Regions from separate parts of the Homo sapiens genome. Here all the other regions are linked to region 1. Evidence: chromatin contacts called from ENCODE Hi-C or POLR2A ChIA-PET data. All regions are on one chromosome and are shown on one strand. The core of a region is the stretch at or near the end of the contact, and the rest is flanking DNA. Distances in the headings are between cores, read along the strand shown.

What was found. Hi-C counts contacts between places; a loop is a spot of excess contacts on that map. ChIA-PET counts read pairs that join two places held with the same protein, here RNA polymerase II (POLR2A). Pooled maps may share reads with other maps.
Region 2: a loop to region 1 is called in a pooled map, with 7 times the contacts of the local background. The contact joins the promoter of DGKZ here to the promoter of DDB2 in region 1. A Hi-C loop is called at or near these places in 1 of 37 single-sample maps with no recorded cell type and 6 of 50 pooled maps. POLR2A ChIA-PET finds 5 or more read pairs at or near these places in 3 of 52 experiments (activated T-cell and activated naive CD4-positive, alpha-beta T cell).
Region 3: a pooled map shows a loop between it and region 1 (2.3-fold over the local background). The contact joins the promoter of CHRM4 here to the promoter of DDB2 in region 1. A Hi-C loop is called at or near these places in 4 of 50 pooled maps. POLR2A ChIA-PET finds 5 or more read pairs at or near these places in 2 of 52 experiments (A673 and PC-9).
Region 4: a loop to region 1 is called in a pooled map, with 10 times the contacts of the local background. The contact joins the enhancer-like site here to the promoter of DDB2 in region 1. A Hi-C loop is called at or near these places in 1 of 37 single-sample maps with no recorded cell type and 8 of 50 pooled maps. POLR2A ChIA-PET finds 5 or more read pairs at or near these places in 2 of 52 experiments (CD8-positive, alpha-beta memory T cell and activated naive CD4-positive, alpha-beta T cell).
Region 5: POLR2A ChIA-PET joins it to region 1 with 13 read pairs in activated B cell. The contact joins the enhancer-like site here to the promoter of DDB2 in region 1. POLR2A ChIA-PET finds 5 or more read pairs at or near these places in 2 of 52 experiments (MCF 10A and activated B cell).
Region 6: a loop to region 1 is called in a pooled map, with 3 times the contacts of the local background. The contact joins the enhancer-like site here to the promoter of DDB2 in region 1. A Hi-C loop is called at or near these places in 1 of 50 pooled maps. POLR2A ChIA-PET finds 5 or more read pairs at or near these places in 4 of 52 experiments (OCI-LY7, activated B cell, activated CD4-positive, alpha-beta T cell and 1 more).
Region 7: a loop to region 1 is called in a pooled map, with 8 times the contacts of the local background. The contact joins the promoter of NUP160 here to the promoter of DDB2 in region 1. A Hi-C loop is called at or near these places in 1 of 168 maps with a recorded cell type or tissue (sciatic nerve), 6 of 37 single-sample maps with no recorded cell type and 9 of 50 pooled maps. POLR2A ChIA-PET finds 5 or more read pairs at or near these places in 5 of 52 experiments (B cell, CD4-positive, alpha-beta T cell, activated B cell and 2 more).

What each region holds. Positions count from the first base shown.
Region 1 is chr11:47,213,607-47,216,315 of GRCh38, reverse strand. It overlaps DDB2 (damage specific DNA binding protein 2), which reads right to left and starts at 1,342. Exons shown (of 10, transcript NM_000107.3): 1 at 1,053-1,342. The coding sequence starts at 1,179. RefSeq lists enhancers at 1,010-1,289, 579-1,778, 1,620-1,859, 1,066-1,901, 1,902-2,709 and a silencer at 1,340-1,549.
Region 2 is chr11:46,346,137-46,348,845 of GRCh38, reverse strand. DGKZ (diacylglycerol kinase zeta) reads right to left here and starts at 1,383. Exons shown (of 31, transcript NM_001199267.2): 1 at 1,026-1,383. The coding sequence starts at 1,186. RefSeq lists silencers at 75-234, 871-1,084, 1,047-1,096, 1,197-1,676 and enhancers at 1-557, 2,461-2,510, 2,581-2,650.
Region 3 is chr11:46,390,451-46,393,159 of GRCh38, reverse strand. CHRM4 (cholinergic receptor muscarinic 4) reads left to right here and starts at 1,384. Exons shown (of 2, transcript NM_000741.5): 1 at 1,384-1,629. RefSeq lists enhancers at 1-370, 1,888-2,491, 2,492-2,709 and silencers at 1,024-1,073, 1,254-1,343.
Region 4 is chr11:48,000,398-48,003,106 of GRCh38, reverse strand. The region is part of intron 1 of PTPRJ (protein tyrosine phosphatase receptor type J); the gene reads right to left. Among named protein-coding and RNA genes, the nearest start is that of PTPRJ, 21 kb to the right of the region's middle. Within about 2 kb of position 1,371, at least 14 of the 41 ENCODE cell types and tissues checked have a DNase peak (open chromatin) inside an H3K27ac peak, as active enhancers do.
Region 5 is chr11:46,504,653-46,507,361 of GRCh38, reverse strand. All of the region lies in intron 9 of AMBRA1 (autophagy and beclin 1 regulator 1), which reads left to right. Among named protein-coding and RNA genes, the nearest start is that of MIR3160-1, 54 kb to the right of the region's middle. Within about 2 kb of position 1,405, at least 3 of the 41 ENCODE cell types and tissues checked have a DNase peak (open chromatin) inside an H3K27ac peak, as active enhancers do.
Region 6 is chr11:47,878,473-47,881,181 of GRCh38, reverse strand. No RefSeq gene overlaps it. Among named protein-coding and RNA genes, the nearest start is that of NUP160, 31 kb to the right of the region's middle. RefSeq lists an enhancer at 1,697-1,866. Within about 2 kb of position 1,326, at least 2 of the 41 ENCODE cell types and tissues checked have a DNase peak (open chromatin) inside an H3K27ac peak, as active enhancers do.
Region 7 is chr11:47,846,986-47,849,694 of GRCh38, reverse strand. It overlaps NUP160 (nucleoporin 160), which reads left to right and starts at 1,345. Exons shown (of 36, transcript NM_015231.3): 1 at 1,345-1,476; 2 at 1,736-1,847. The coding sequence starts at 1,377. RefSeq lists an enhancer at 848-1,407.

The DNA of each region.
Region 1 (2,709 bases), core at 93-2,592:
ATTTTCCTCTCCAATCTCACGAAAGGTTTTTCTGCTGAATTCCCCGAAAGGAAGCCTTGTTTCATTCGGCACGGTTAATCTCTGTCTCATCACCTCCTGCGGCCTTTCCATGTCTGTGTGGTCTCAACGAGCACCAGAAATAAAAAAATGAGTGAGGATTTGGCCCCTTCCCCAAAACACTCCCACAAACAGTAAGTCTGAAGTGAAAGTAAATACAGTCGTGCAGGGTTCCTGAGACCCCAGCCAAAGAAACACACAAGGATAAAGTACAATGCAGAACTCTTCCCAGTTTGGGCTGCAAAACTCGAGATGGGACTGGGTCACAATTTTATAAATCACATATAATGCACAATAAAAAGATTTTAGGGCAGCATGGCAGAAGTCACCGTTTAGGAAAAGAAGGAATAGGAAGGCCTGGAAATGCTCTTAACTAGGTTACTTCTGGGGAGGTAAGTGAAATTAGAATAGCAATAAAGCAACAACTCCTGATCACCAAACTGTATTTGAGGACCCAATCACTATAGGTCCGACGTCTTGACAACCAATTCTTTCTTCTCATGGACAAAAACCACTTGATTAACAAGCCCCAGCTCGTTTTTGAGTGTCTCGAAACTCCTTATAGCCCCAGGTTCAAGCCCCAGTAAACCTCAGAGAATGAGCTTTCTAAGGAGGAAGGAATTGGGGGCTCTCACAACTGACCACCGAGGACGTGCAGCTAACAAGCGTGACTATGAAATCCAGCACACACAGCGCCAGGAAAGGTAGGATTCTCTGAAGCCGTCCTAACTGTGCAAGAACCCTGATACGAACAAGGAATCTGACAAGTCCGTGTGTCTGTTGTTACGGAGCTCATCTGCTTCCTGTTACCTAGCGGGAGAGGTGTTGAAACCTAAACACTCTGGTGTCAAAGGACCTGCAGGTAGAATGCACAGCCGGAGGCACCCGTGACCTGCGCGGGCCTCGGGAGCCTCGGAGCACCCATCCCCCGCTGCAGCCTCCTGCGCGAGCACCCTAAAAGGCGGAAATATTCAAGCAGCAGGCACAGGCAGTACCGGAGCCCTTCGCACAGAGCTTCTTGGCCTCGGGCTCCAGCTCCAGGGGACTCCTGCTCCTCTTGTTCCTGGGGCGTAATACAATCTCGGAGGTCTTCTGGGTTTCTGGGCGTTTCTTGGGAGCCATCGCGTCCTCCGTGTGAAGGGGTACTGTGCTCTATGCGAAGATCATGGAGGGAGGATTGAGAGGCCTCTGGGGAGAAACAAGGCGGGGACTACAAAACTGCGGGGCCACAGGTAGCCGAGCTAAGCCAACTTCCCGCCAAACATGCCCAGGGCTTGTTCAAACCAGCTTGGAGCTCCGGCCCCACCCGTCTCGGAGACCCCGCCCCTTCCTGGAAGGCGGGGGCGCGGGGAGGGGGTGGTGCCAAGGGGCGGTGCCAGCGCTCCCGGGAGGGGCGGGAACTGCGCCAGGGCCAGTGCCAGCCCGGGTCAGCTGACCTCCCTGGAGCAAAGATGGTCCCCGGCTTTATGGATTTTTTTTTTTTTTTTAGCAACAGGGTCTGGCTCTGTCGCTCACTCTGGAGGGCAGTGGGGCGATCATAGCTCAGTGCAGCCTCCACCTCCTGGGCTCAAGCGATCCTCCCACCTCAGCCTCCTAAGTAGATGGGACTACAAGCGTACGCCACCACGCCCGGCTAATTTCTCTCTCTCTCTCTCTTTTTTTCTTTTTCTGGAGAGACGGGGTCTCGCTTTGTTGTCCGGGCCGGTCTTTAACTCCTGGGCTTAAGCGATCATCCAGCCTTGACTTCCTGACACGAACCCTCCTCAAACGCGGCGCTGCCAGGCCTCTGCGGGTCCGGGGAGGAGGCCCGGTGCCAGCCAAGGCTCTGTCTCCCGCCTTGCAATTGGTGATGACGCCCGCTCGGGCTTTGGGATTGGCTGGTCCCTACAGGGTGTAGTTGGGGAGTGGCGGCTTTGTAGAGAGCTAGTGCCTTTCCTAAGTTAGAAGCTGGGCTCTACCAGCGGTCAGCTTTGCAGTCGGATTCCAGAAACTACAGTCCCATCGAATCCAAGCTGCTTCTCTGTGAAGGGAGAATGATTGGAACTCCTTGCCTTTTTTTTTTTTTTTTTTTTTTTTTCCTAGAGGCAGTGTCTCTCTTCCGTTACCCAGGCTGGAGTGCAGTGATGTAATCACAGCTCACTGCAGCCTTGACCTCAAGTTTCACTGATCCTCCCACCTCAGCCTCCCAAGTAGGCTTGCAGACCTGTATCCCCAAGCCTAATTTTTTTATTTTTATTTTTGTAGAGACAAGGTCTTGCTATGTTTCCCACGTTGGTCTGGACCTCCTGGGCTCAAGTGATCCTCCTGCCTCTGCCTCCCAAAGTGCTGGGATTACAGGCATGAGCCACCGTGTCTGGTTCTCACTGCTCTTTTATTTGTTTGGTCGTTGGCTGTTTTTATTTTTTCTTTCTTTCTTTCTCTCTTTCTTTTTTTTTTTTTTTTTTTTGAGACAGGGCCTCTCTCTGTCACCCAGGCTGGAGTGCAGTGGCAGGATGTGGGCTCAATGCAGGCTGGACTTCCTGGACATCGATCCTCCCACCTCAGCCTCCCGAGTAGCTGGGACTACAGGTGCGCGCCGCAACACTCAGCTAATTTTTGCATTTTTTGTAGAGACAGAGTCTCCCTAAGTTGCCTAGGCTGGTCTAGAACTCC
Region 2 (2,709 bases), core at 134-2,633, 870 kb after region 1:
AAGCTCCTTGGCCACCAGGGAAGGGCAAGGCTCGGTCAGGAAGAAGCGCAGGGAGCCAGGTCAGGTACTCCTGGGGCCTCACGTCCCTTACCTTACACCACGGCTACCAGGGCAGGCAGCGGCTCACGACCAAGAGCAGCACACTTGCCATGAACTGCCTGCACTCAGTCTTTCCACACTCTCCCCCCGGTTCCCCGCTAGAGTCCTGGTCAAAGCTCTGTCACAGGCACAAGATGGTGACATTTGGAGTGCTGGGGGAGGGGGCAAGATGAAGCTTGAACAGCCAGCAGATTCCAGACTCCAGCCCACCCCATCCCTTTCCCAGCATGGGCTGGAAGAGGGTAGAGGGAGACATGCTGCCTGCCTAGCAGAGGGATGGGCTGGGGTCTCTCTGCTAATTAAGAGCAAGGTAGGGCAGATGATCAGGCACCCCCAACCCCAAGGAGAAGCTTAACATGTTAAACAATTAAACCAGTGACCAGAGCTTGGGGACAAGCCATGTGTGGTGACGGTATCAACGGGGCTACGTTCTGCAGATGCCACGCAGTGATGGTAGGCAACCTGGTCCCACGAAAGTCCAAAGGGCGGTGTGATCCCCACCTCAGTGGTGCCAGGAGGCTCAGAGAGGCCCTGTTCTATCAGTGCCAAGAAGGCGTGGGTGACCAGTCCTGGGGGCCCAACCTGCTTGTGCCGGGGGCTGGGGTGATTCCATCTTCCTGCTGGAGGGTTGGGAGCCGATCCTCCCACGGTACTACACATGAGGCGCACTAGACTGCCGGTGCCAGGGAATGACCCCCACCCGGTGACAGTGCCAAGCCGACCGATCCCGCCCGTGTCCCGGCCCTGGGGGATGACTCCCAGTGGGTGCCCACGCCAAGACGGCTCGTGCCGCCGGTGCCAGCCTCTCCCCGACTCAGTGTCAGTACCGAAGTGGCCCGGACCCCCAGTGGCCGAGGAATGTCCCCCGGTGAGGGAGCGGTAACCTGCCGGTGCCTCGGTGCCTGCCCCGCCGCCGCCCCGCTCACCTGTGCCCGAAGAGCCGCAGCCCCGGGAAGCGCCGCTTGTTGAGTCGCCGCGGCGCCTTGTCCGGCTCGGGACCGGCGTCGCGCTCGGAGCCGCTGGACGAGGCGGAAGCCGACTCGGAGTCGCTGCTCCGGGCCTCGGGGCTACCGTCCCGCGGCTCCATCCGGCCCTAGCCCCGGCCGGCGGAGGGCCCGCGGGAGACGCCCATGCCGGGCCGGCGGCCGGGGCTCAGCACGCCCGCTCCGCGCCGCCCGCCACCTCCATGGCGCGCGCTCGCTCCGCCCGCCCCGCGCCGCGCGCCCCCGCTCCCCACGCCCAGGTGCCCGGGAAGCCGCTGCCGCCGCCGCTCCAGGAAGTGCCGCCAGCCGCGGCCGCAGGACCCCGCATAGCTGGCCGGGCCGCTGCCTGCCCGCCGCCGAGCACGCCCCCTCGGCCGCACGGTGGCACCGGGCCCGCAGCGCCCTCTGCCGGACGCCCGCTGCGCTGCAGCCCGCTGGGGCGGTCCGAGGGGCGGGGCGACGAATGGGCGGGGCAGCAGAAAGCCCTGCCCCCAGCCCGGCCCGGCCCGCCTGGATGGGACTGAATCTCCCGGCCTGGCACACTCGCACTGCGCGCATCCAGACGCGCATCTTTCCTCCCCCGATCCCTCCGCTACCAAACAACTGCACGCTCACAAGTGTACACTCGCGAGGGCTGCTGTCACCACCTCCCCTCCGCTCTCGCACACCCTACTCATAGCCACTCACAATCTCCACCCATACCTCCTTGGCTCCCCCAAATCGCACCCAGGGGAACAAAAGTCACACAGTGCTCCCCATGCACGCAGAACAAACACATCCCTTACACAATTATGCCCACTCATTACTTAAACGAACACTTCCCACCCCAGCCTCTCGCACTCAGTGACCAAAGTCACTTAATGACTCGCACACACACCAACAAAGAACTCACAAGTTTCTCCTACAAAGTCATCCTTCCACAGCTATTCACAATGGTTTCCAACCTTCTCACCCAGGCCCAACACATCGCATTTTCCTGACATAGTATTCAACAGAACCTATAGATCTCATATGCTACGGGAATCACCTGCACAGCCCTTACACACTCACAAATACACAGAAGGACAACAGGTACCACACTCCCATTCACAAGCACACATGCCCACACAGAACACACACCTTTCTCCTACATACAAATACTCCCAGGACAATGGTTACCGGTTGCCACATCCCTCACACATATGTATGTGTGTGCATATGCACACACTCCCATCCAGAAATATACCTCACATGCACACACAAAGACACCCCACAATGCAGCCGAGGCCGTCCCCCTCCAGAAATGAGAGCAATTGGAACCCAAGCAGTCACCTGTAGGGGCACAGCCATCACACACACCGGGGCTGTTTCTGATGGCCCCCGCAGGGCTGACGAAGGGAGGCCAGGAGCTGGGAAGCATGGTCTTCCACCTCCCCAAACCCTACCACCCTGCTGCCCACACCAGCTGCCCACTACTTCTGTGTGCACGCCTCTCTGCCAAGCCACATCCTGTGTCACCTTCGCTTTCATCCTCCCCTCTTGGGTTCTGGCAGCCCGTTTTCCAGCCTTAGTCAGCCGCAAATAGCCAATGCTTAGGGCTGTGACCTGCGGACAAGCCTGTGATTTTGAGGAAGAACCAGCACCCCGA
Region 3 (2,709 bases), core at 135-2,634, 820 kb after region 1:
CCAGCCCTGAAGTTCCCAATTCCGACCAACCCCAGCCGTCGCGCTCGCGAGCTCTGGGGACCCGAACTCCACTTCCGGGTTCCGCGCGGAGAACCCCACACCAAGAGCCCCGCAGCGCTGGCTTCTACTCGAGTTCCCTCCCATTCTCTGCCAAGAGGCTCCTGCCTCTCCTCCACCGCCGCCCCCGCAATCGCCCTCACCACCTCCGGCCCTCGGGGGAGGGTCTTGAGTTGTTTCCCCGAGAGAAGAAATCAGACGTCTTAAGCTTAATCAAATGTTTGCGATCAGAATTTGGGGTTACAGGCCTCGGTCCTGGGCGCAGTGGGGAGCGTCCGACCCCGGCGGTCCCCCGGAAGGGCGCTCTCGGAGGGAGACAAGCGCTGGAGCGGAATCAGGCAGGCGAGGCTGCTGGGCCAGGGCGCGGGGAGCTCTCCGAGGTGCTGAAGCCGCCCCAAGGTCCGCCCAGCCTGGGCGAGGCCCGGAGTCCTGAGGCTACGGCCCGTGCGGTTCCCAGCGACCTCTGAGATTGGCTGCCCGCTCTCCGGGATCTTGTCCCGGGCTCCGGCCCCGGCGACCTTGGGCAACCGACTGTCCCTCACAGGCGGCGGTGAACTGGCGGTCCAGGCTGCGCCTGGACTGGCGGCGCGTCCCATCCCAGGGCTGGGAGAGCAGGGGCGCGCCCCTTCCCCGGCCCGGAACGCTGAGCAGGCAGCCGAGCGGGTGCGGGCGAGTGGTCCGCGGTGGGCTCTTCTCTCCCCGGCCGAACCTCTCCAGTCCACCCGCTCCTGCGCTTCCCCAGGCCCCGACGGCGCCCCTCCTCGCGGGCGGCCCGGCCGGCACGCAGCGGCGCGGCTGGAGCTCCCGGCCCTCGACCCCGACGGATCCCTGGCGGCGCAGCCCGCCCCACCCACCCGCAGCCTCCCGCTGGGGTCAGACTCCCGCGCCTCGCGGCCAAACCGCCAGCGGGGCCACGCAGGGCGCTGAGGTCCCGGAGAGGCGCGAAAATAGCTCAGGGTCCCGGGAGTATGGTCAGGGCGGAGGCGGGAGCGCGGCCGGACCCAGCTGCCAGCTCCTTCCCCAGCCCGCGAGGGGGCGCCGCGTCCCCATGACAACGCGGACACCCCCACCCCCCGGAGGGCAGCGCCCCCTGCTCCCCTGCGTCGCTGGCCGTGGGCGGCGCCCTCTGTGCCCAAGCAGGGAGCTGCCGGCCAGCCCCCGAGAGGGGCGCGGACCGCCGGGGTCTCCGACGCCTCGGGTGTTGACCCCCGCGCGTCGCCGCCGGGTGACCGGCCCGGGGCGGGCGGCGCGGCCCCGCCACGATTGGCTGCTTCCTCGTGACATCACGCGGCTCGGGGAAAAGTGCGAGCGTGAGCGCGAGTCGGAGCCACAGCGCCGGGAGCTGCGGGCGGAGCAGGGGCCGCCCCTCGACACCCCGTCCCCGCCCCCGGCCCTCGGCCCGGCCGCCCGCCCCGCCGGCCCGCGGGGCCGCGCGTCCGTCCCGCCGTCTGTCTGGCGCGAGGGGAGCTGGGCAGAGGCGGCGGGTAAGTGGCTCCGCGGCGGCGCGGGGGCGGGGGGCTCGCCGGGAAGAGCAGGAAGCAGGTCCCCGGGACGCTCTGAGGCTCCCCAGAGGTGGGTTCGACTGGGACAGGGCGCCAGACCCCCTCCGGGGCGAGCGCGGGCCGGGAGCGGCAGTGGGCCGGGGCTGGGGGACCCCGCTGGAAGCAAGGCCGGGGGCTCTCGGAGGCTTCTCCAGGTGCGCCCGGGTGCGCCCGTGGGAAGGGGTGGGCATCCAGGATGTCGGGGGCGGGGGATTGCCCGCCCACAGACCCCACGGAGCCAGGGGCAGCCGTCGGGGGTGGGACCCTGTACTCCAGCCCTCCCACTGGCGGCTCAGCAGGGCGCCGGGCGCTGAAGCCCCAAAGAGCCCTTTTCCCGCCGTCTCCCCGCCCTCCCTCTCCCTCCACCCCTTTGCCCCCGCGCTGCCAGCCCACTCCGGCCCCTGGAGTCCTCCATCTACGACCTTGAGCCCCGACGGAAAACACCCCTGCCCTCCCCGACACCCCTCCCCCGCTCCGGTACTACCCCCCTTTGCTGCCCAGCCTCCAAGCCGGGGTCCTCCAGCTCCAGGCCCCCTCCTCCGGCCCCGCAACGGAAGTGTTGGGCACAATGTCGGTGCCAAATCTTCGCCTCTCCCTCCCTTGGACTCTGGAGTCTCCTCTCCCGCCCCAGGGACAGATCCAGGGGCCACAGCCTTCCCAGAGCCATGGAGTGAATGCCCAAGAACCGAAGACCTACACCCCAAACCACCCCACGGGCGTGCGGAGCACCCCCTCCGGTCTCGCCCGGGGAAGAGGGGTGTCGAGGACTCGGGAAACACAGTGCCCACGCCCAGAGGCTGCAGGAACTGCGTGCTAGGGGCTTGGAGGGAGGGCGGGGCACCCGAGAGCCAGGGCTCCTTCGACCACGGCGGAGACATGGAGGAGCCTCCAGATGGCCTAGGAAAACACGGCCCTCGAGGCCCGCCCGACCCTAGCGTGAGAAACTGGGTCCCCACTTTGGTCACAGGGGCTAGACAGTGCCTCTGGGGTAGGGTGCAGGGTGAGGAGAGAAGGAGGACAAGAGTCTTGCACTCGCCTGACCCGAGCTCTGTCCGGGCCTCCGCCTTGTGGGTGCACTGCGGATGCCCTCTCGCCGCGAGAATGGGCGGCT
Region 4 (2,709 bases), core at 122-2,621, 790 kb before region 1:
TATTTAGCCTTTCAGCATTAAAGGACCTGAAACGGTCCCTGCTCTGTGAATATAATTATCTTAAATAAGAAGCCACTTGGAATACATTGTACTTGTAACTATTTTGAAATTATAATAGTTTTGTGATGGGGGGGATAAAGGGCTTTTTTTTTTCCTTTCTCTAGTTTCTACATTTCTTTTAATGTTGTTATACCACTGTTACCTAACTAGGAAAAAATAAATTTTTTTAAATGACCAAGCTCATTTTGAAGCTGCTCGGTGTCACATAAACACTGAGGCCTGCCTGCCTCAACTAAAGCAGCCACTTGAAATGCAGCTCCAGCTGCTCATTCTTCTGTTTATCAAAACAGGGCAAAGCCGCCCAGGAAACTCGCCTCAGCAAGGTGACCTGACCTCAGGCCCATCACAGTCACAAATCTGCATTTCCAATAAAAAATAATCACAACGAAGAAAAGCACCCAGGTAACCAGTTATGGAAAAGCAAAGGATTGATGAGTTGGGGGTGACAGGACAGTGAATTACTGTTTTTGTTTTTTTGTTTTCTTGGGGTTTTTATACTGATCATAGTCACAATGCCTAGCACAAAGTGCTCAATAAGGATTTGAAGCAGAAAATGTTTCAAATGGGAAAATGCACTCATTTACCCATTTTAAAAATTTAAGGGAGTGAGGCTAGGCATGGTGGCTCATGCCTGTAATCCCAGCATTTTGGGAGGCCGAGGTGGGCAGATCAGTTGAGGTCAGGAGTTCCAGACCATCCTGGCCAACATGGTGAAACCCCATCTCTACTAAAAACACAAAAACTAGCCAGGTGTGGCGGCAGCCTCCTGTAATCCCAGCTACTCGGGAGGCTGAGGCACAAGAATCACTTGAACCCGGGAAGCAGAGGTTGCAGTGAGCTGAGATGGCGCCACCGCACTCCAGCCTGGGTGACAGAGCGAGACTCTGTCTCAAAAAAAAAAAAAAAAAAATTTAAATAGGAAAATGCACTCATTTGCCCATTTAAAAAATTTAAGGGAGTGCCCACACTTCCTGAGCACCAAGGCCCAAAACACCATGCACACCCCCGGCCTGAAAAGTTGTACTCCCTTAGTTCTCATCAACAGAAGCTGTGTTTGGAAGTGAGCAGGCAGGAAATTGGTACTTTTGTCACCAACTTGAACAACAAAACAGTCAGAAAACTTAAATGTCACCAGGAGAGTAAATGTCAAAGTGGGAGGGGTAACTACGGTTTACCAAGTGTCTGCACCACTACCTGTTCCGGGGCCTGTGGGCATGATTTCATAAAGTCCTACCTAACACTCTGACTCTGGCAGCAAGCAGCCTAGGCTTGAACTCTGACTCTCAACTGATTGGCTGTGTGGCCTCAGGCTGGTTGCTTAGCTTCTCTGCATCTCATTTTCCTCTCCTGTAAAATGAAAGCAAGAAGAGAAGAGACCTACCTCATTAGGGTGTCATGAGGATTCACTCAGCCAATACACACAAAGCACTGGGTACAGTGTCTGGCAGAAGCACAGCATCTGTCAGTTACTTATTAGTATTGTGCTTACATTTTGCAGCCAAGAAAAACTGAACCTCACAGAGGTTAGTAATGTCCCAAGATCACACAGCTTAGTAAGAGGAAGTGCTGGGATTCAAACCCAAATCAAAGGATCTGTGCTCTTTTCACCAGAGCTAAACCCCACCTGCAGGATTATTATGATCCCCACCCCAAACACACACACACACACACACACACACACACACACACACACACACTTTGGGGCTGTCACTGCAAAAGGTAAGAATATTATGAGATAATAAGAAGTGATATGGGGCCAGGTACAATGGCTCATGCCTGTAATCTCACCACTTTGGGATGCCAAGGCAGGCAGATCACTTAAGTCCAGGAGTTCAAGACCAGCCTGGCAAACATGGTGAAACCTTGTTTCTACGAAAACACAAAAACTAGCTAGGTGTAATGGCACATGCCTGTAGTCCCAACTACTGGGGAGGCTGAGGACCGAGAATTGCTTGAACCTGGGAGGCAGAGGTTGCAGTAAACCAAGATCACCACTGTACTCGAGCCTGGGCGACAGAGTGAGACTCTGTCTCAAAATTTAAAAAAAAAAAAAAAAAAAAAAAATTATATGGGACTGGAAGAGGAGGTCCAGTCCATTGTAACCTGTGGATAATACCAGCTCCATGTCAGGGTGGTTCTTTCAATTCATTCACCAAGCAAGCATGCTTTTGAGGCACGCTCTGTCCTACACATAAGGAAATCAGACATAGGGGGTCCCACTCCCCTGAACTCATAATCCAAGAGGTGGGGAGACAGACAGAAATGAGTAGGTGATAAGGATGGGAGGAAATGAAGGAGGATGATGGGATAGAGGGGCCTGAGTGATAAGAAGGAGCGAGGAGGATAGTACCAGGCCCTGAGGGAGAGGGGCGGGGTAGGTTCAAGTGTCTGTTGTACTAGAGCCAGGTGACTGTAGTCTGTGAACAGGGAGTGGGTAGCCAGGATGAGGTCGGAGGGTGGAGGGGAGGGAGGGGTCTGATCATCCTGATCTAAGGTTCAGAGTCTTGCAGACCACTGTTTGGGTTTATACTAACAGCGATATGAAGCCATGTAGGCTTTTAAGCAGTGGAATAACACACCTCAATTTACGGGAAAGAAGCAAGCCAGGAGAGGTGGCTTGCACCTATAATCTTAGCACTTTGGGAGGCC
Region 5 (2,709 bases), core at 156-2,655, 710 kb after region 1:
GACTACAGGCGCCCGCCACCGCGCCTGGCTAATTTTTTGTATTTTTAGTAGAGATGGGGTTTCACCATGTTAGCCAGGGTGGTCTTGATCTCCTGACCTCGTGATCTGCCCGCCTTGGCCTCCCAAAGTGCTGGGATTACAGGCGTGACCCACCGTGCCAAGCCTTTTTTTTTTTTTTTTTTTTTGAGACGGAGTCTTGCTGTGTTGCCTAGGCTGCAGTGCAGTGGCACAATCTCGGCTCACTGCAAGCTCCGCCTCCCAGGTTCATGCCATTCTCTTGCCTCAGCCTCCGGAGTAGCTGGGACTACAGGCGCCTGCCACCACGCCCGGCTAATTTTTTTTTTTTTTTTTTGTATTTTTAGTAGAGATGGGGTTTCACTTTGTTAGCCAGGATGGTCTCCATCTCTTGACCTTGTGATCCGCCTGCCTTGGCCTCCCAAAGTGCTGGGATAATAGGTGTGAGCAACCACGCCCAGCCTAAGCTAGCCAATCTTATTGCTGGGTTTTGCATTCTCTCATCTGCTGCTTCTGACCTTTCTAGCCATTCATTGTGTTTCTTTCCATCCTGAAACTGAGCTTTTATGGCCTGTATCAAATTGAACATTTGGCTCATTTTGATTCCTTATATTTTGGTATTGTCAAACATAAAAGCAAGAGAGAGAGAAGGGCGGTTAAGCATTATTTCTTCCTCCTTCTTCACTGGCATTTGTGAAAGAGGACAGCCTGTCAGTCATTTCCTCCCCACCTTCCATCTTGACATAGCCGGGTCAGGTCTGGGGCCTTAAGAGTTCTCATCTCCCCCTCAGCTTTCTTCCTTAACTGAATGGCTAGTTCCTCACAAGTCATCTTGCAACAAAGCTTTTTAGTGTGTTTAAGAAATCTCTTTGCCAGAAAGGACTAGGAAAGTGAGAACAACCTTTGTACCAATTTGCCTTCCTGATGCTGTCATTAAACACACTACTAGCATTTGTGCTCTTAGAAGCAAAAGGAAAACTAAGTGGGAGGTTTATTTGTCTGAGAAAGATGTAAATGTGAAAGAAATGCAGGGATGGCCTGAAGTAGCAGTGGTGTGGCAAATGGAGCAGAGGTCATGGTTCTCTCTTGTCAACTGCAGGAGAAGAGCAGAGCTACCTTCTGACTGTCAGCTTGTTCCTTCTCCCTTCTGTCCACTCTAGGGTGAGGTGGATGCGTATATCAGCAGTGAAGGAAATGGAGTGTTTGTTCCCTTAGCCAGGCAGATACTTACAGTGAAATATGTTCTCCTGTAGATACGGTTTTTCCAGCACCAGGGTCTATTCAGGGAAGCAGTTGAAACATACATGCCAAGGCTGCTGGCACTTAGTGCTGCTGAAAAGCCTGGGTGACTTTCTCTCACTAATGCTGTGGAGCCCTGGGAGTCAGTGTTGTGGATTGCCTAGCCCTCTTTCCATGCACGCCTGGGAGACTGCGTTATCTTTTTGCAGTGGTGAAATGTGGGGCTCATGCCTTCAAGCTGTATCTTGCCTCGTGACTTGTCCTTCACAAGGGAGTTCTGGGTTAGTTTAAAATGTTCTGTTCTTGTCTTACCTTCCCTTTCTCCTGCTACCACCTCCTCTCTCTCTCCCCTTCCTTCCCCCTCGATTTTCCTGTGTCAGACTGCCTCCTCCTTATGCTCCCCCCAGCCCACCTGTGCGCTCTCCCCCACCCCCTCCCCTGGCTTTAGCATGACCTGAATTTACATTTCCTTCTTCACCTTTCATGCACTGACTTACTGTTTTTTCTCAGGGGGTCTTATATTGCTCCCTGGTTAGTAACAATGGACTGATTTCTCTCATACTCCTTGGAAAGTCCCTTCTGGGGTGTTTGCCTTTCTTTTTGGGCTGATGTAGACTAGAATCTTGTTTTTAATAGCAGCTGTGGATTAGTCACCTCAACATTAGTAGTCCAGGTCTTCTAGTAAAGGATGTTACTGGCTGGTTGAAACTGACTGTTTATTCTTTCTCTGTCTCCTTCCCTGCCCACCTCCCTCTACAGTAAACTGAATGCTGCTTGTGGTTGCTCCTGTCCTCTGAGTGTCCACGTGCTCTGTGAGGAGGGAGAATAACAAAGAAGGAATGTACCAGCACATTTTAATTTTTCTGCCCCAATCTTTTGCCTTAGCTTTGGTAACTAGAAGGAAAGTCAGAGGCATGTGCAGTCACGATTTATATTTTTTTCAGGTACAGAGAGACATGTAAGGTAGATATGGCGAGTAATCCTCCTAACAATTAGGTTACCATTAAGACAGTTGTTCCTTTGTTTGGTATCCTCACCTTCTCAGCACTTCATGCTCTTGCCTTTGCTACCTCACTTTGATGACCTCTCCCTCTGTTTGCTAAGTCATAGATCATTTTGCCATTTTTGGGCTTGTCACATCCAGTTGTATAGTGTTCTCAGAAAACCAAGGGAGCCATTACTCAGAGCCCATCTTTTGTGGTTCTCTTCCATTTGACCAAATCAGATATGTCTAAGGTTAGAGGACAGGAGCAAGCATATTTAGTGTCTGAGTTTTATTGTCCTGCTGATTTAAAAACCTTTGAAAATGATGTACCACCATTTTTGAGCCTTTCCAAGAGCTTGCTGTGGAGCAAGACCATTGAGATTTATCTCTTGGGAGGGTGGCTTTGGAGGTTGGTCAGCATCAGGTTAAATTTTCTGTTCTTTTGTGATCTAGATGAATGACCATCTTCC
Region 6 (2,709 bases), core at 77-2,576, 660 kb before region 1:
GCCAGCAGAGAACTGGAATGTCCAAGGATTTTTTTTGTTGTTGTTGTTTTCTTTTTTTTTTCTTTCCTTCTTTTTGAAAGACTGCATGAAAGAACATGATGTTTTAGGTTCACAAAGGGAAAAAAGATAAGGGAAAAGTGGCAAGTTAGAAAGCCCATTGTGTATGTTATCTCTGTTATTTTAGAATAAAAAAATAAGTATGGCAGACTGGGATCACAGTTCATGCCAGCCTGGTCCAAAATTGTTGCTTTTATCCTTTTCCCTTGGTGTTCCATTTTGGCAGAGGGTTTTCCTCAGGAGCTTTCTGGTACTCAGAACCACACTGCCTGGCTAAGGAAGAGACTGGGAGGCCCCAGGGCAGCTTTAGCTCTTAGGGGCAGACACACATTAGCTAAGCTCATAAACCCGATTGGATGAAACTGGAATGCCAATTTATTTAACAGTAGACTTTGTTTTTTTGTTTGTTTGTTTGTTTGTTTTGTTTTGTTTTTTGAGACAGACTCTTGCTGTGTCACCCAGGCTGGAGTAGAGTGGTGGCACAATCTTGGCTCACTGCAACCTCTGCCTCCTGGGTTCCAGCTATTCTCATGCCTCAGCCTCCCTTATAGCTGGGATTACAGGTGTGCACCATCACACTTGGCTAATTTTTGTATTTTTAGTAGAGACAGGGTTTCACCATGTTGGCCAGGCTGGTCTTGAACTCCTGACCTCAAGTGATCCACCTGCCTCAGCCTCCCAAAGTGCTGGGATTACAGTTATAACAGTAGACTTTGAACTGTAGACTTTGGCTAGCTGAGCTGGAGCTCAGACATTTAATGTAGCCAAATTCTCCAGTAAATAATCATAATGATGAAAGTAATAATAAGAGCTAACATTTACTGGGCACCTAATATGTGCTAGTCACTATGTTAAACACTTACATGAATTTTTTTCACTTAAACTGAAGTAGGTACTTTTGTTATCCTCATTTACAGATGAGAAAATTGCAACACAAGGAAGGTAAGTAATTTGCCCAAGGTCATATGTCAACTCCCCATCTAGCCCTTGAACTGGAAGTGAAACTCTGTGAACAGAAAGTTGACAGAAAACTTGGATGAGAGACTTTGTGGGGGCACAAGCAGAGCTGCTCTGGAGTACAAACAGAGCAGATGACATTCTCCCCACTTCCTCTCCCCAAGGCAGGTGGTTTTAGAAGGCTGGAGAGATGGCCTGGGCACACACTTCGGTGTCCCCACATTGAGTCCCTTCAACTTTGGCCACCATGAGGCTCCATCAGCTGGCTTCATGGGCCAGGGACCTAGACCAGTGGAAGCTGAAACTGAAGAGGAGAGTGAGGTAGACTGACAGGCTGGTTTGAGAATGTGTGTGAGGTTGTGTGTGTGTATACATGTGTGTCTGGAGGTGGGGAGGATACAGAAGTTATTTGGGAGTACTGTGGGAACGCTGGTGGTAGATGCTAAATTCGTTCTTGAGCATGTAGCCAGTGTCATTTGATCACACATAACTGACTGCCATTTGCATATTCCAGTTCTTGAAGCCAAATGACGGAGGTGACACTCAATGAGAAGGAACTGCCATGGGGACCCTGAGTGCCCATGTCACCAGAACCAGGGCATTGCTCCCTGAAGGTGGAGGCACAGGGGACACCAAATCGTAATCCGTCAAGTGTCACTTCCTCCAAGACGCCCCCTCTGATCCCTCCTCCCTTCCCCTCTTTCGGTGTTGTCTTACTATAACACACTCCCTTCACCCTCCACCACTCTCTCAGAGAACTCATCGAAAGTGGAGCTGAATCATTGTTTGTCAAACCTGTCTCTCCTCTGCTGGACTGTCAGCTCCATGAGGTCAGGAACCACTTCTGTCGGTTCTCTGCTCTAACCTTGGCACTTCACACAAAGTGAGAGCATAGCAAACCTTCAATAAACAATATTTCTTGGCTGGGCACTGTGGCTCACACCTGTAATCCCAGCTCTTCGGGAGGCTGAGGCAGGAGGATTATTTGAGACCAGCCTGGGAAACATAGAGAGACCCTGTCTCTACAAAAAAAAAAAAATAGATTAAAAAAAAAAATTAGGCTCCTTTGCTTATGGAGTAGCCATTCTTTTGTTTATTTACTTTGTTTTTTTCTTGAGATGGAGTCTCACTCTGTCACCCAGGCTGGAGTGCAGTGGTACGATCTCAACTCACTGCAACCTCCACCTCCTGGGTTCAAGCAATTCTCCTTCCTCAGCCTCCCAAGTAGCTGGGATTATAGGCACCCACCACCACTCCCAGCTAATTTTTCTATTTTTCTATTTTTTAGTAGAGATGGGGTTTCACCATGATGGCCAGGCTGGTTTTGAACTCCTGACCTTAGGTGATCCACCTGTCTCAGCCTCCCAAAGTGCTGGGATTACAGGCATGAGCCACCATGCCCTGCTCGTTTATTTACTTCTCTAATAAATTTGCTTTCACTTAAAAAAAAAAATTAGCCAGACATGATTGTGCATGCCTATAGTCCTAGCTACTCAGGAGGCTGGGGCAGGAGGATCACTTGAGTCTTGAGTCCAGGAGTTCAAGGTTGCAGTGAGCTATGATCACGCCACTGCACTCCAGCCTGGGCAACAGAGTGGGACCCTTTCTCTAAAAATAATAATAATAATATTTCTCTGCTCTTCAGCACAGACAAGTTTCTCAAGTCATCTTTCTTCCTTACCACCCATTCCTTTT
Region 7 (2,709 bases), core at 96-2,595, 630 kb before region 1:
TTTTTGTATCTTTAATAGAGACAGGGTTTCACCATGTTGGCCAGGTTGGTCTGAAACTCCTTACCTCGTGATCCACCCACCTCTGCCTCCCAGAGCGCTGGGATTACAGGCGTGAGCCACCGCGCCCGGCTAATTTTTCTATTTTTGGTAGAGACCGGGTTTCACCATGTTGGCCAGGCTGGTCTCGGACTCCTGACCTCAAGTGATCCTCACGCCTTGGCCTCCCAAAATGCTGGGAGCCACGCCCGACCCGGGTGTATAGTTTTCTCCAGTCATGTTCAGCTACAGATTTGAATGTAGTCGAAGTTGTAGTTTTTACCGATGAAGAGTTAGGCAATGAAGTAATTTAATGGTATTCAGGATAAGAAAGAAACACCAAAGAAGTGTGGGACAGTGAAGATTTTGTAGAACAATGGATTCCAGGTAGAATGAGGGGACTGCACTGCCAAAGTTGGTGTCCCAGAGGGAGTGAAGTGGAAAGATAGAAAATGATGGTCGGAACCAGATAAATGAAACGGAGAATGACAGGGAATGGTTGTGGTCACTGGTAATAGAAGTGCTTTAACTTCTATTGGCTATCACTAAGGAACAAAACCTTCCCCGCTGGAGATTAGCATTTTCCTCGATTTTGAACATCTACTCCCACAATATCTTCTAAACACCCACTATGGGCCCTTACTGCATTGACAGCCAAGTGCAAGATCACGGGTGGAAGGAATGGCAAATTCCTTTCACGTATCCAAGTGAGTAGCACTCAGGTAACCTCAGCAAGTGGCAGCACCAAGGTTTACCACATTACGTTTCATTATACAGGAATACACGAATACAGTCTCTTGGGGAGGGGAAAGACCAAAACCAAAGGCCTTTCCCTCACTACCCCTTCCTCACCCCGCCATCCCAAGTGTCGCCACTGAAGAGCGAAGGGAGGATCGCCAAAGATTTACAGACGGACACCCTAACCGAGGGAGAGGTGACCATAAACCCGGGATCCGGCAGAGGACGCCGAAAGGCCGGGACTCCCCGGACCTCGCCCCTCCTGGTCGACTGAGCCCCGCGTTTTAGAAACAGAAACAAACCCGGCCCCGCCCCCTGCCCTGCGGCCGCTGAGAAAAGAGCACCGCCCTCCGGAGGCGTTCCAGCCGGCCACTGGAAGGTTCCCGCAGATAGAGTCTGCCTCCCCTGCCCCCTTCTCTTCTGGATTCCTCGCTGCCCACCCTCATTCTCCCGGTGGAAGCCTCGCAACGAAGGGCCGGAGCCGCCTTTCTGCTCCCGGAATGCTTCACCTGTCCGCAGCTCCGCCCGCCCCACCCCCGGAAGTGACGGCGACCGCGCGGCCCTGCCTTTGTTCCGTTGGGCGTCGCGGCGACGGCGGGAAGATGGCGGCGGCGGGAGCCCTGGAACGGAGCTTCGTGGAGCTAAGCGGAGCTGAGCGCGAAAGGCCGAGGCACTTTCGGGAATTCACAGTCTGCAGCATTGGTACGGAAATGGCCAGGGAGGGTGCGATCCCATCTGTCCCCTCGGGCTCCTCTCATGGGTCCCAGGGTCCCTGACGCCCTGTTTCATCCTCCTGAGTCCACATGCCTCTAGCCCCGGGATCAGAGATTCCTTGATGTCCGACGTTTTCCTCTTTTCTTTGTATGGGTTGTCAGTCTGTCACTCTCTGCTTTGTCAGCTCCCTTAGTCCCTGTCATTTCTCAGAAGACGCGTGTGCAGGCTGACCACGTTCATTTTGCAGGGACTGCAAATGCCGTGGCTGGCGCCGTAAAATACAGTGAAAGCGCGGGAGGCTTTTACTACGTGGAGAGTGGCAAGTTGTTCTCCGTAACCAGAAACAGGTTCATTCATTGGTAAGTGTTGTGGTTCGCCAAACTCCCCTGGAAGGTAGGGTTTGGTGTATAAATTTTCGTCGCTGTACCCAAAGTGCTATTCTAGAAGCGGTAATTGACACTTAGGGAAAGAGAAAGATTGTTTTTTCAGTTCGTATCAGAATCGGGAAAACTGAGACACAGAGTTCTAGAAGAGATACCTCTCCCCCTCCCCCCCCCCACCCCCACACACACATACACCAAGCAACACCAGAAGCAGAGGAAATGTAGCTTAGGGGAATAAAGCCCATAAGACCAATTTTAAACATGAACCCGTTATGTTTTTATAGTGCTTTACAGCTTCCTTCATTGTACAAATACGTTCGAGCTTCAATATGTCAGGCATTGTGCTAGGTACCAGGACGAAATGAACAAAACTGCAATTTTCATCATGCAAGACGTTGTAGCAATGTCAGAATAGATGTAGACCCACTTTTCATGGGGAAATTTTTTGGAGGAAAACTTGCCCTAGAGGAAAAATATACGGGTTATGAGAGGCTAATAAGAGGACCAAATATAATTAGTGGGGCAGGGAAAGGCTTTAAGGAATTCACAGTTACCCTGAGATCTAAAGGACACGAGGTTAGCCAGGCATGGGGAGTGGACAGAGAGGAGTCCAGCAAGTAGGATCACCATATGCAAAGGTCATGAAGTGGAAAGAATGTGGCGGGTTTGGAACTGACCAAAGATCTGTGTGGCTTAAGTGCAGTGGGTAAAACAGAAAGTGATGTGAGATACTGAGGCTGGAGAGGTAGGCAGGACTCGGACCATGAGGGACCCTTAGGCCATTTTTAAGGATTTTTGGATTTTATCCTAAGTACATTGAGTAATAATTGAAAGATTT